Regions from separate parts of the Homo sapiens genome. Here all the other regions are linked to region 1. Evidence: chromatin loops called from intact Hi-C (ENCODE). Cell type or tissue: heart right ventricle. All regions are shown on one strand. Region 1 has its middle 65 kb from the start of LINC01436. Region 2 overlaps LOC100506403 (a long non-coding RNA gene). Region 3 has its middle 54 kb from the start of MIR802.

Region 1 (4,000 bases):
ACAGAATTCACCCAATGCCATAGCTGGGATCATGCAGGAGGAGCACTGTGGTCAGAGATCTCTATTTCCAAATGTGAATATTGTTCACAGAAAGGATATGCTATCAGCACTTTGGGAACATGACAGCTGTAACATGTGTTTGCTGTGTTATTTAAAAATATTTAGCACAACCATAGAAGACAATACAAATAAATAAGAAGGATGAAACTCAAAGGATATATTACTTAACCGTAATGGCTAATTTTATGTGTCAACTTGACTGGGCCAGAAGGTGCCCAGACATTTGGTTAAACATTACCCTGGGTGTTTCCATGAAGGTGTTTTTGGAGGAGTTTAACACTGAACTTAGTAGACTAAGTAAAGCAGATTTCCCTCCCTCATGTAGGCGGGCCTCATCCCATCAGTCAATGCCCTGAATAGACAAAAAGACCAACCCTCTCCCAAGGAAGAGAGGACTCCTCCTGCCTGACAGCCTTTAAACTATTGTCTTCAATGTTGAATAGAAACATTGGCTTTTCCTTTCTCAATGGCATGGTCACAGACACACTTTCAAACCACTACATTGTGATTCTTTTATTAGAATGGGAATAAAATGTGTCCTTCCTGGTGAAAGAACATAGTTACAAGGGCCATGCCAAAAACACTTCCTTGAGATCCCCAATTGCAAATCAGGTAAACCTCACATGTGTCACCTGCATTAAACCCACCAGTGATTGGAGGAGAGTGTCACAGTGAGCAATGGATGTCTTTAGAAACACACAGGCGGCCTCTCACGGATGTCTCCAAGTGATAGAAGATGCTATAAATATACACGAGGGTATGAAAAAGCAGCCTTTGCTGACAGAAACCCTCAGGGTTAAGCTGTCAGAAAATAAATGATACTGGTATAAGGCAAGGAGAACTTGTTTGCAAAACAGAACAACCTGAGTTTTCCACCTCTGACATGGACTTATCTAAAAAGATGCTACATGAGAAATACTTCCGAGAATTCTGATAGTATCCTAATTTCAGAGACCCTTGATCCAGCCATGAGTTTATAACCAGAAGGGTGAAGAACTCTTCCTGAGAAAGGTTGCATTTTGCTTCTATGTCAAGAAGCCATTCGTCCTCCCTTTAATTCCAATTACAGAAATTCATGCTAAGAAATGAAACAGAGATGTGAGAACAATGCATCTGTAACAGTGTTTATTTCAGCATCATTTCTGAAAGAAAATTTGAAACAATATCTAAGTGTCCATTGATAGAGAAATGATTAAATATTAATATTAAATGATTAAATATGATTAAAAATGCAGCATAGGCAAAAGGTAGAATAGTATGTTGCTGTCAAAAATCAGTTTTTGAAGAGTAATGATCTGGAATACAGTATGTTCATTACATAATATAACGTTAAAAGGAGGATGTAAAGTTATACATTCAACATGATTTCAGTTTGATCTCTAAAATGGTAAGAATTCTTGTTTTCATAATACTTTTCTGTATTTTCCAAATTTTCTACAATGGAAATCCATGACTTTTATAATCAGGGGGAAAATTATTATTCAAAGAAATGGATTTGTCCCAAAGAAAACTCCCCCTTTTCAGTGACAGTATGGTTCCAATAGCCCAGCACATGGATAAGAGAAGTGACTACAATAAAGATTACCATGATCCCAACCTCTAAAACATTCTCTCTCCGTGCCTCCTCAGCAAGGTATCCTCCTGCTAAAGGCAGTGTCTACACCCGTAGGGGGAATACTATTACAGACACTCTAGAGAACCAGGCCAACAGTGACTTTTCAGTTACATTGACGGCTCAAAGTTTGACCACAAAGCAGCATTAGCAGAGTGGGTTCTGTCTATTCAACAACAGATGATCCTGCCTCCCAATTATCACAGATAAGCCATTCAGCAAATGCACCATCAACCCAAACAATACTTGCAGGGTTCTAGCACTCTGTGCGATGAGTATTCAGGCGAACGGCTAAAGTTCGTGTCTGGCTAATTTTAAAATGTGCTGACTATAAAATTTTCCCAGTATTGCCAGTATAGGGAAGAGCACCTCTCTAATTAAAACAGCTCCTCTGTTCTCTGTTTCTTCTTTCAATGACTTAACATTACCATCGCCAGCTTTGTCTTAGGTGTACAACAGTCTAGAGTACTTGTAACTGATGCCCAGTGAAAGGGCAAAACTGAGCCGTTCAAATGCTTCACAGCCTGAGCGGTTGTGTCTGCGTGCATTAATGAGCATGCATAGTAATGGAGATTTAGCGTGGATACAGAGGGACATCTAGTGACCAGCTAAGTAAAAAACACAGTGCAGCCTGCAAACTACATGGAGGCGGCCATGGATCCTTCACCTAAAGTTGTGCTTTATTTGATGAATAAGTATTGAACATCTATTATGTCCAAGGCACTGCACTAAATTTAGGGGTTACAAAGAACAAGACAAAAATCCTTCCATGAGAGACAGGATTTTCCATAATTTAAAGCTGATGGAAAAACATCTCCTTAAGTAATGAGTAATTTTTCTGTTGTCTCTATTTATGAAAGGCAAAACGAAATTTCACACTCAAAAGAGAACATCCCTCAAAGGAAACCCAAATTATTTGCTTTCCTATTGTAAGATAATTTTCCAAAAGCACTAGAAATAAAGTAATATTCTATGTCAGCAATTCCAAACTTGCAATACATGCAACAAGTTTTTTCTTTGATTTGTGTAACAATTTCCCATATTTCTTCCCGAACCCAAAGGGATGAGTATTATAGAACAGTGCTCTCAAAATAAATTAAAACAAACTTAGCCCTGATAATTTTAGAAATTAACTTTATCCTACTCTTTAAGTTAATCAGTCCCAACATTAGGCTCACAAACTAACCAAAAGTAAATACAAAACTGGAAAATGCTGAATTCAAGCCCCAAAACTACTATCAAAGACACGAAAGCAGGAACTTTTCTCACCTAACATCCAAAGGAATCTGTGTGTGTGTGTGTGTGTGTGTGTGGTGTGTGTGTGTGTTTTAATCCTTTACTCCCCACCACCACTAAAAAAATATTAATATGTGAAAGTTTTGGAATGTATTTTATTTTGAATATCATAATGTTTTGCATACATAAAATGGCACATTGCAAACCACACTATCATGCACTTCTTTTCTGTTATAAGAGGAGGAAAACAATTAAATATTGCTGTACATGGAGCACGTCAAGAAGTTTGTGAGCAATCCTAGAGAGGGTCGAGTGCCTTTCTTCTGGGAAGAGCCAGTGACAACCCAAATCACCGGGTCATGTAAGACCCATGAAAGTAAAAGCAACTCAACTCAGAGTTTATTTTATTTGAGGTTTTTGGTGAATAAGAAATACAGGATATTGCCGTTATCTTCAAAGTGAAGACTAAGCAACATTAAATTATTCAGTAAACGCAGTAAGTAAAAATAAGCTCCAGTTCTACCTTATATACATTTCAGAAAAAGACGCTATGATGAGGGTGGTAATCAGGATAAAACAGAGACCATGAGACCAACGTGGACCTTACCATGAGCCACATGCCCTGAAGGTAGACTGGCTATCTTTGGGAAAATCTCAACTCTTCAGATTAAAAGGGTGAATGAATATTTCCAGGATTTTTAAATTAAATGTGTTTAGCTATGGCCATTGATGCCTTTTTGTCCTCATTCATTTTCTTCCCAACCTTTAGGGTTACTCCTGCAGCCCTCTCTAAGCTGCATTGGCCTCTCTCACCCCAGCAGCCCTGTAGCAAACCCCACAGTCCCATGCTGGCCAGAGGAAGGCAAGGGGGCTCAGCCCATAAAACTTCATGACTGTCTCAGCTCTGCCTCTTTCCTTCTGGCCTTTTCTATAGTCATGGCTCTCAAATAGCTCACCTGTCACCATCTCCTTCCGACAGTGTCTTCCAGATGGCTTTGAATACCAGTACCAGGCCAGGCTGAGCCCACAAAGGGCACCAACCAGATAGGCCACTGAGATGGGGCCGGGGTCAGACCTATTGGATCCATGCAT
Region 2 (4,000 bases), 530 kb before region 1:
AGAAAGCTGTGTCCTAGAGTGAGCAGATCCTCTGTGGAGGAGGAGCCCCTTTGAAATGAAATGACAAAGGGTGACCAGGGTTGAGTGGAGCGTCTAGACATGGAAAGTGGTAGAAATGATTACGGTACTACAAAAGGATTTACCTCAGCCCTGGTTCAATCCTATCTCCTCCAAAGTGTCTTATTTGAGGCTTTTTTTCCCCTCTGAATACACATTTCTAGCTTCATAATAGGAAAGAAGAAGAAAAATGAATTTATTTCATGGCCAACTTTTTGTGGTGAGAGATAAGAAAAACAGACTTTTTAAAAGGTTCACATTTAGCATTTGAAGAAACTGAATTCTGAAAAACGTGAATTCCTTACCTGGGTTCACACAGCTCGTTTGGGAGGAAATGTGGGTGAAAGTACAAGTCTCTGGCAAAGTTGGAATAATCCAGCACTCTTTGTGTAGGAAGAAGGCACAATAGGAAAATGTGCATATGGGCTTCTTTTTTTTTTTTTTTTTTTGAGACAGTCTCGCTCTGTCACCCAGGCTTGAGTACAGTGGTGAGATCTTGGCTCACTGCAACCTCCACCTCCCAGGCTCAGATTATCCTTCTGCCTCAGCCTCCCAAGTAGCTGGGATTACACACATACGCCACAACAGCCGGCTAATTTTTATATTTTTAGCAGAGACAGAGTTTCACCATGTTGGCCAGGCTGGTCTTGAACTCCTGACCTCAGATGATCCGCCCGCCTCAGCCTCCCAAAGTGCTGGGAGTACAGGCTTGAGCCACCACACCTGGCCGGCTTACTTTTAAAAAAACAGTAAAAATATAGAAAGAGGGAACACCAAAACAGTAAAATCAGGTTACCTACAATGGGACGTAAGATACCAGTGATGAGAACATGAAAACGTGAAGCTTTTATAAGTAAAACTGTAATATTTTGATTTTTGAAGACATGTTTAGAGTCCACACATTTTTAGAAAAAAATTAGTAAGAATGAGGAGGAGAAAAAAAAAAAACTAAAACCAAAAGCAGACTGAAAAAAAAGAAGATGATTGTATTTCAAATGAGTACCAGACAATGATAAAGGGGAATAAAGAAAGTGAGAAAGCAGGAAAGAGGTACTGGAAAGAAGGGAAGGAGGGAAGAGGGAAGCAGGGGCGGGGAGAAGAAAATCCAAGTAACCTGAAGGAGGGAAAATCCAACAAATTTATGAACACAGTATCTGACTTTAGAACCTCTGTTTTGGGTAGAGTGGAATGGGAACAGGAGAATTGCAAACAAATCCTGACTACTTGTAATAAATAAATTAGTAATTAGGTAATAAATTGCATTAATAATCAGATGAATTAAAATTCATCTAATCAAAAGAATTTCTTGTAGTGTATGGGCAAAAAAAAAAAAAAAAAAACAAATCCTGTGACCGTTTTGGATGTATTGAAAGAGGAGCAAATATAAAAATGTGCTGATGTTTGAGAACCCTCAGGTTCTCAAACAGGCACTGCAGGGTTCTCACTGCAGAAAAAGGAATATGCAAATATGTAATGGAAGAAAGAAACAAGGGACTCTGTGGGGATAGATTTGAATTCGAGGTACTGGCATGAAGTCATGATTTCTAAAATATGCGTGCTTATGTAGATATATTTTGTGTATATTTGCTTGCATGAATATATTGGAAATATACATATACATGTATATATTTCTTCTCTGCCCATTGAAAGGGCCAAGAAATTGTGAGAGGAAAATAAAATCTCAGAACCCCAAACTCCCTATGCCAAACGGAAAGTTAAGCTTAAGAACTAAGCCTCTCAAAAACCGCCTAGCTGTAATTTCACACGCTTACTTTGTCTTATGTAAAATGCAGATTTACTGAGCCCGAGATGAATGCACAATTGACTTTTCCTCCCACTCCTTTCTCTCCACATGTAAAATGTAGATCCACTGAGTGCCAATCAGAGCCTCACAAGCATGAAACCACTTGCCTCATTGCCTACCCTCCCCCTGGCCCTCCTGCTGGTTCTTTCCACTTTAAATATTGAAGCCCTCTAAACCCTCTGGAAAAAGCACAGATCCTACTGTGACTTGTGTTTCTTTTTCCTAGGTGCATCCTCAACGTTGGCAAAATAAACCTTTGAATCGACTGAGATCTGCCTCGGTCATGTTTAACAAAAACAAAGACATTCAGTAGCTATGAGTACTCCTAGAGCTCAGCTCTTCACTGCAAATGCCATCCCCCACTAAAAGGAACAAGAGCTCTTCAGAGGAATAGCTAATTCCAGGGCTTGGGGCAGGGTAGGTCAGCATGAGCTGGAAAGGAAGAAAGTAGCTTATAGAATGAGAGAACTATGTTGTAAGGACACAGGAGCCACCAACGGAGATCCCAGTGGCCAAATTGTGGACAACTGGAATCCCAAAATAATGCAAGTAGAATAATGAACTATTGACAAATAGGAATTCATGAATACACAGGCATAAAAAGTAAGGAGAGAGGGATGGATCCTATAGTAGAATGCCAAAATCTGACTGACAGATGTGGAAAGCATGTCGGAGTTGGAAAATCAGCATTCTGCAATAATCATGGCAAAGACTGGATCAGGCAAGTATTGTCAATGCGTGTATTTAAATCTAAAGGGATTTTTTTTTATGAGAATCAGGATATTTTCAGGGTCTTAAAATGTCATCCCATTGACTGCTTATTAGTTGCAAAGGAGAGAAAAATAGTAACTCAACAGTGAAGATATCAAACTCCACTTTAACCAAGTGATCAATGTTAACATCACCAAAGAGGGCTGGATGGCCGTTGAGTGTCCCCAGATATGGTACTCTGAGAAGGACACACCATTCCCTATGTAGTATTTCAGCATGGAGCACATGACCTGAATGTAATCACACACAGAAAAAAATCAGAGAAGCCCACGATGAGAAATGTTCTATTAAAATAAGCAGGGGCATGGGCTGACTATATTCTTCAAAATGTTAACATCTCAAACACAAAGAAAGCCTGTGGAAATATTCCTGATTCAACAGGGGAACTAAAAAGACAAGACGATGAAATGCACTACCTGATACCAGAGGGATCCTGTACTGCAGGAAAAATGCTCTAAAGGACATTACTGGGTCAACGGACACATTTGGAACATAAATGGTAGATTAGATAAAACATGTTATCAATGTTAAAATACCAAAGTAGATAAGTGTACCATGATTATGTAAGAACATATCCTTATTCTTAGGAAATAGCCCAGGAAGAATTTAGGCATAAAAGGGCATGATATACGTAACTTACCCTCAAATAGTTCAGAAAAACAGGTACGTGTGTGTGAACACACGTGTATGCATATGTGTGTGTGCACATGTACATTTGAATGGAGAGAGAAAAAACACAAAGGCAAAGCAAATGGTAAAAATGTGTGTGCTAAATGATTCGTGTCTGCTCTTCATGTTATTTTCATTTTTGTAACATGCCTTTTAGTTAGAAATTATTTTCAAATAAAAAGTTTGAAAATGATGCTTGTACACACTGAATGCATCTACAAATGGCTGTCGTGAAACAGCCCATTGTCGTGATGTTGCTGAGAGGCCATCATTAATCAATACATATATATTAATATGTCATTCCTGATGTTTTACATCACATTTTAATTGTCCACTAGAGCTTTGATTTCCAAACCTTGCCCTTTAATGGGTTGTATCTGAATCCCCTAGGATGCTTTTAAATAATAGAAATTCCAGGAACCCGGAACCTGATATAGAAGGTCTTGTGGGGGGCTCGGAATCTGTTTTTCAAACAACCACTGGAAAGAGAATACATCCATGCATATACTTATGAGCAACATGTTCTTTAAAATTCCACCCAATTTTTGTGTTTGTAAAGTGACATTCCAATCGTGTCAGTCCTTCACACTTGCACTGTATACTTAATCTCTTTTGATTCTTTCCTATAGACCATCACTTCACCCTGGACTGCCCAGGCATCATCCACTGAATATCCCCCGAGGCCAGGTTAAACATTGG
Region 3 (4,000 bases), 170 kb before region 1:
ATATTCCAGGCTGGTAATGAAGACACATCTTTTTAAAGCCAATTATCTTTTTAGGACTATCAAGATAATAATCACTGAAGGGGATTACTGCCTTAAAAGTGGAGCATGATGGCTCTCCAAGACTAGAGAGGGCTATAGTAACTGCCCATCCTGGACCTAATGAAGGGTTCTCAGAAGGTGACTCTTCAGTCATCAGACACCACAATGGACAGACAGTCTGTGATGTAGCTGTAAGTGCTCAGTGACAAGAGCATCTGTTGCCAGCTCCCTGTCCCTCCTCTGCCCTGCTCTGTCTTGTGTATGTCTTGAGGGAAGGTCTACGATATGACATCCTGGGTTGACAATGCATCCCAAGGAAGATGGCATAGCTTGTACAATGTTCCAAGACACGGGGCTCTGATTTGCACTGGGCTGGGTTGATGGCAAGGTGTATAAGTTATATCACATTCCTGTCCTCTGTGCAGAGTCTGACAAATAAAAAGTGGCTGAGGCACAAACCATGAGCTAAATAGGGCCTCAAGCATTCTACTTTTCCAAACACCATGGAAATTATAGTGTTAAAAAAACCAAGAGAGAGGAAAAGCTATAGTGTAGCTGTATTACTCATGGATCTCCAGAGAAACAGAACCAATAGAGGTATAGAGAGAAAGAGATTTAGTATAAGGACTTGGCTCACATAATTATACAGACTGACAAGTCCCAGGAACTGTAGGGTGAGTTGGGAAGCTGGAGACCCAAGAGACCCAATGGTGCAGTTCCATTCTGGGTCCAAAGGCATGAGAACCAGGTGGGCAGGTGGTGTAAATTCCAGTCCAAAGGTTGGTAGGCTGAAGACCCAGGAAGAACCAACATTTCACTTCAAGTCTGAAGGCAGGAAAAAGCCCATGTTCCAGCTTGAAGGACAGTAGGCAAAAGAAATTCTTTCTTACTTGGGGGAGGTTCAGCCTTTTCTTCTACTCAGGCTTTTGACTAATTGGATGTGTCCCACTCACATTAGAGAGAGCCATTTGCTTTACTCAGTATACCAATTTAAGTGTTACTCTCATCCAAAAACACCCTCACAGAAACACTCAGAATAATGTTAACTGAATATCTAGGCATCCCATGGCCCATCACAGTAACCACGTCAAATGCTAAGCAAATAGTTTTCCTTTTGTTTGTCTTAATACAAGTGAAACTTTTGTTTTTTTCCTTTTTTTATTATTCCTTTTGTCCATCTGGTTTAGTATAAACAAATATTTCTTTTGAACTTCAACAAATAAGCAATAGATGGCCAGTAAAATTGCACAGAAAACTCTTTTCCCTCCAGCTAAAGCAACTTCAAAATACATTTATTTAATAAAATAAAGAATCAATAAAATTTTAATTTTAAGCAGTCAGATTCAATGCCAAGTTGTCCTGGAAAGAAATTTGATAGGAATGCATGCTCCTTCTTTTCTTTGTAGCACATGTCAGGTTACAATCTGGTGCAAAGAAAGATGTGCAGCTGCAAAACTAGTGTCCCAGATCTAGCCATAATGATGTAACCTTGGGAAAGATTTTGCTCTCAAATAACTGATAATTTGATAAGGTGGGTAAGACAAACAAAAAAGACAGTAGACTGGTAACTACCTAAGGAAGGTGCAAAGTACTGGGGGAATCAAGAACAGAAGAGCCCCCATCCAGGTGGACATGAGCTTCACGAACAGTCTTTCAGAGGAAACCACCCTGATTTACAGTAAACTCACCCCTTTCTGGGGTCACACTTGAAACAGAATAGCTATACCCACAACCACTCCATCCAGGGACAAGAACTGCGTTCATTCAAACTCATGCCACGTTGTTTTTTCTCTCGGCTCTGCTCAGAGTGAAGTTCATCGTGCAGCAATGAGAAAAGCCCCCATAAAGTCATTCTGACATAAATATCTATAGACAAGAACTGTCACCATTGTCCTTGCGAACTCGTCTTGAAGAAGCATTCCAAGATGTGTGCAAGGGGTGTATGCCTGTGTGTGAATGAGGACAAGGAGGTGTGCAGCTCTTCTATGATTCTTGCCTCAGACTAACTAGATAGCTTTCCTATCAGTAAATAAGGGCACACTGAGTATTTGCTGTGAACCAGGCTCTATCATGAGGCTGTAAACAAAGAACTCAGATCCTGTCCTCCAGGAGCTTGGAGTCTAGATGGTCATAGAGCATTAAACAAATAATGACAAGTGCAGACATAAAGTATAGTTACAAGTTTAAAACTAAAGCCTACACAGCTGCCATACAGTGATTCTACCTCTGTTCTATGGTTCTAGGATCCACTGCTGCAAAGAAAAGGATTATTACTCTTGTCCTTGTACTGGGTTGTGTTGCAAACGTCTGCCTCAGCTCCCTGAAGACAGTCCTGTGGCCTCAGCATGGAGTCCTCACTCAGTCCCTGGGACCACTGTACTAAGCAGTGGTTCATAGCCTGTGTGAGCAAAAGGATCACCTGGGGTACTAGAGGGTAGATACCTGGCCTCACTCTCCCAGAAATTCTGATTCTGTGGATCTATGCTGTATTTGAAAAAGCCACCTGAGTATTTGAAAACCCACTTCACATAATAGCAGACAGTATATGAACCACCCCAAGAAACCATGTGAGACCAATGAACTAAAGACCAATGAACTAAAGCCTCCAATTTTCCTTATCCAGACAAATTAAAAATGTAATTTAATTGATATGCTACATTAGTTTCAGAATATCTCAAAAAACATATATTCACAAAATAGAATACCTTTTCCTGCCTTCAAAAGACAGTAAGTTGCAAATGATTACATTCTGAAAATAGAGGAATGTTCACAATCCTGATATTTAAACTCTTTGTAATGAGGTTTTTTTTAGTATATAACTTTAATATGTGCTCCAAATGAATAAAAAGATTATTCATTTATCATTCAGTTTTTTTAAATATTAACTGGTAAATCCCTCTTTTAGGAAGCATAAATAAATACCTAAGTGTAAAAAATATGCTAAACCAAATACTAAATACTGCCAACAATTCATAATGGAAATAAAATCAGCTTCAAAATCCAAGCTAAACCACAGATTAAACAGAGGGTTTTCATGTGACCTCGAAATCAATTCTTTTGTTTTCTTTTGCCATTTTTAATAACAAACAACTGAATTTTTTTAAAAAACATATTTTCATAAAATTGAATGTTGTTCTTTCACATAACATTGATTCTAAGGCAATGTCATCAATAGTCACAAGTAAAAGAAAAGGAACCTCCAAAGCCATAAATTCGATTGGAACTGAGATACCAAGTTTGTGAGTAAAGATCAGCAAATAATTTTTTACAAGATATTAAGACTTGTAAGGCTTAAGATATAAGCCCAGAATGATACAAACTTAGACGGACAGGCAGGAAGAGTAGGAACAGGAAAAACGTGTTTCCCAACATGTCATTGAGGGTTATTATTAATTCAGAAAAAGGAAATTTTGTGTTAAAAATTTCAAAACAATGAACATTAAAACTGCTCAGTTGCAAGGTCAGCACTGAAAATAAATAGAAATGGAATCATTATTTCAATTAGTGAACAGTTATCATGTAGATGCCCCAGTTCTGATACAGAGATCTATGTTAGAGACACAGGGTAAGTAATACACGCACTCACCACCTAGCCTGCAAAGTGACAGACAGATGTGCAGTTCATGTTGGGGCAAGATGTCTATTGCACTGGTCCTATGAAGCAGTGATTCAGAAACAGTAAAGAGGGCGTGGTGACTTCTTCCTGGGGAGTATGATTAGGATGGCCTCACAGAGGTGAGTATGTTGCAGATTTTGGGTTGGGCAAGTCTCTGGGTCAAAGCTTCATTAGCTTGGGGCAGTTGCTTGTTTAATTTGCTTGGAGTTCCTTCTTTGGACTTCGTCTTGATTTTCATTACAAATTCTTCCTGGGGAGTCCTTCACGTCCATGTGTTCAGCTATCATCCACATGTTTATGACTCCCAAAACTATGTCCTGAAACAAAAACCTCCTTCCTGTGATT

What was found. A loop is a pair of places that touch in the nucleus more often than their neighbours do. Peaks named below come from ENCODE experiments on the same cell type or tissue, not always from the same donor. Only the 100,000 strongest peaks of a DNase experiment are listed, where the experiment ranks them.
Region 2: it touches region 1 in a loop (4-fold over the local background); 10 of 110 quality-filtered maps call a loop at or near these places.
Region 3: it touches region 1 in a loop (2.1-fold over the local background); 2 of 110 quality-filtered maps call a loop at or near these places.

The regions. Positions count from the first base shown.
Region 1 is chr21:35,938,238-35,942,237 of GRCh38, forward strand. No RefSeq gene overlaps it. Among named protein-coding and RNA genes, the nearest start is that of LINC01436, 65 kb to the right of the region's middle. In heart right ventricle, a CTCF peak has its summit at 2,271; a DNase peak (open chromatin) is centred at 2,230; H3K27ac peaks cover 560 bases.
Region 2 is chr21:35,412,716-35,416,715 of GRCh38, forward strand. The region is part of intron 2 of LOC100506403 (a long non-coding RNA gene); the gene reads right to left. Among named protein-coding and RNA genes, the nearest start is that of MIR802, 310 kb to the right of the region's middle. RefSeq lists an enhancer at 1,770-2,385 and a silencer at 2,016-2,310. In heart right ventricle, no CTCF peak of the experiment used is centred here; no DNase peak of the experiment used is centred here; H3K27me3 peaks cover 1,198 bases.
Region 3 is chr21:35,772,612-35,776,611 of GRCh38, forward strand. No RefSeq gene overlaps it. Among named protein-coding and RNA genes, the nearest start is that of MIR802, 54 kb to the left of the region's middle. In heart right ventricle, no CTCF peak of the experiment used is centred here; no DNase peak of the experiment used is centred here; H3K27ac peaks cover 985 bases.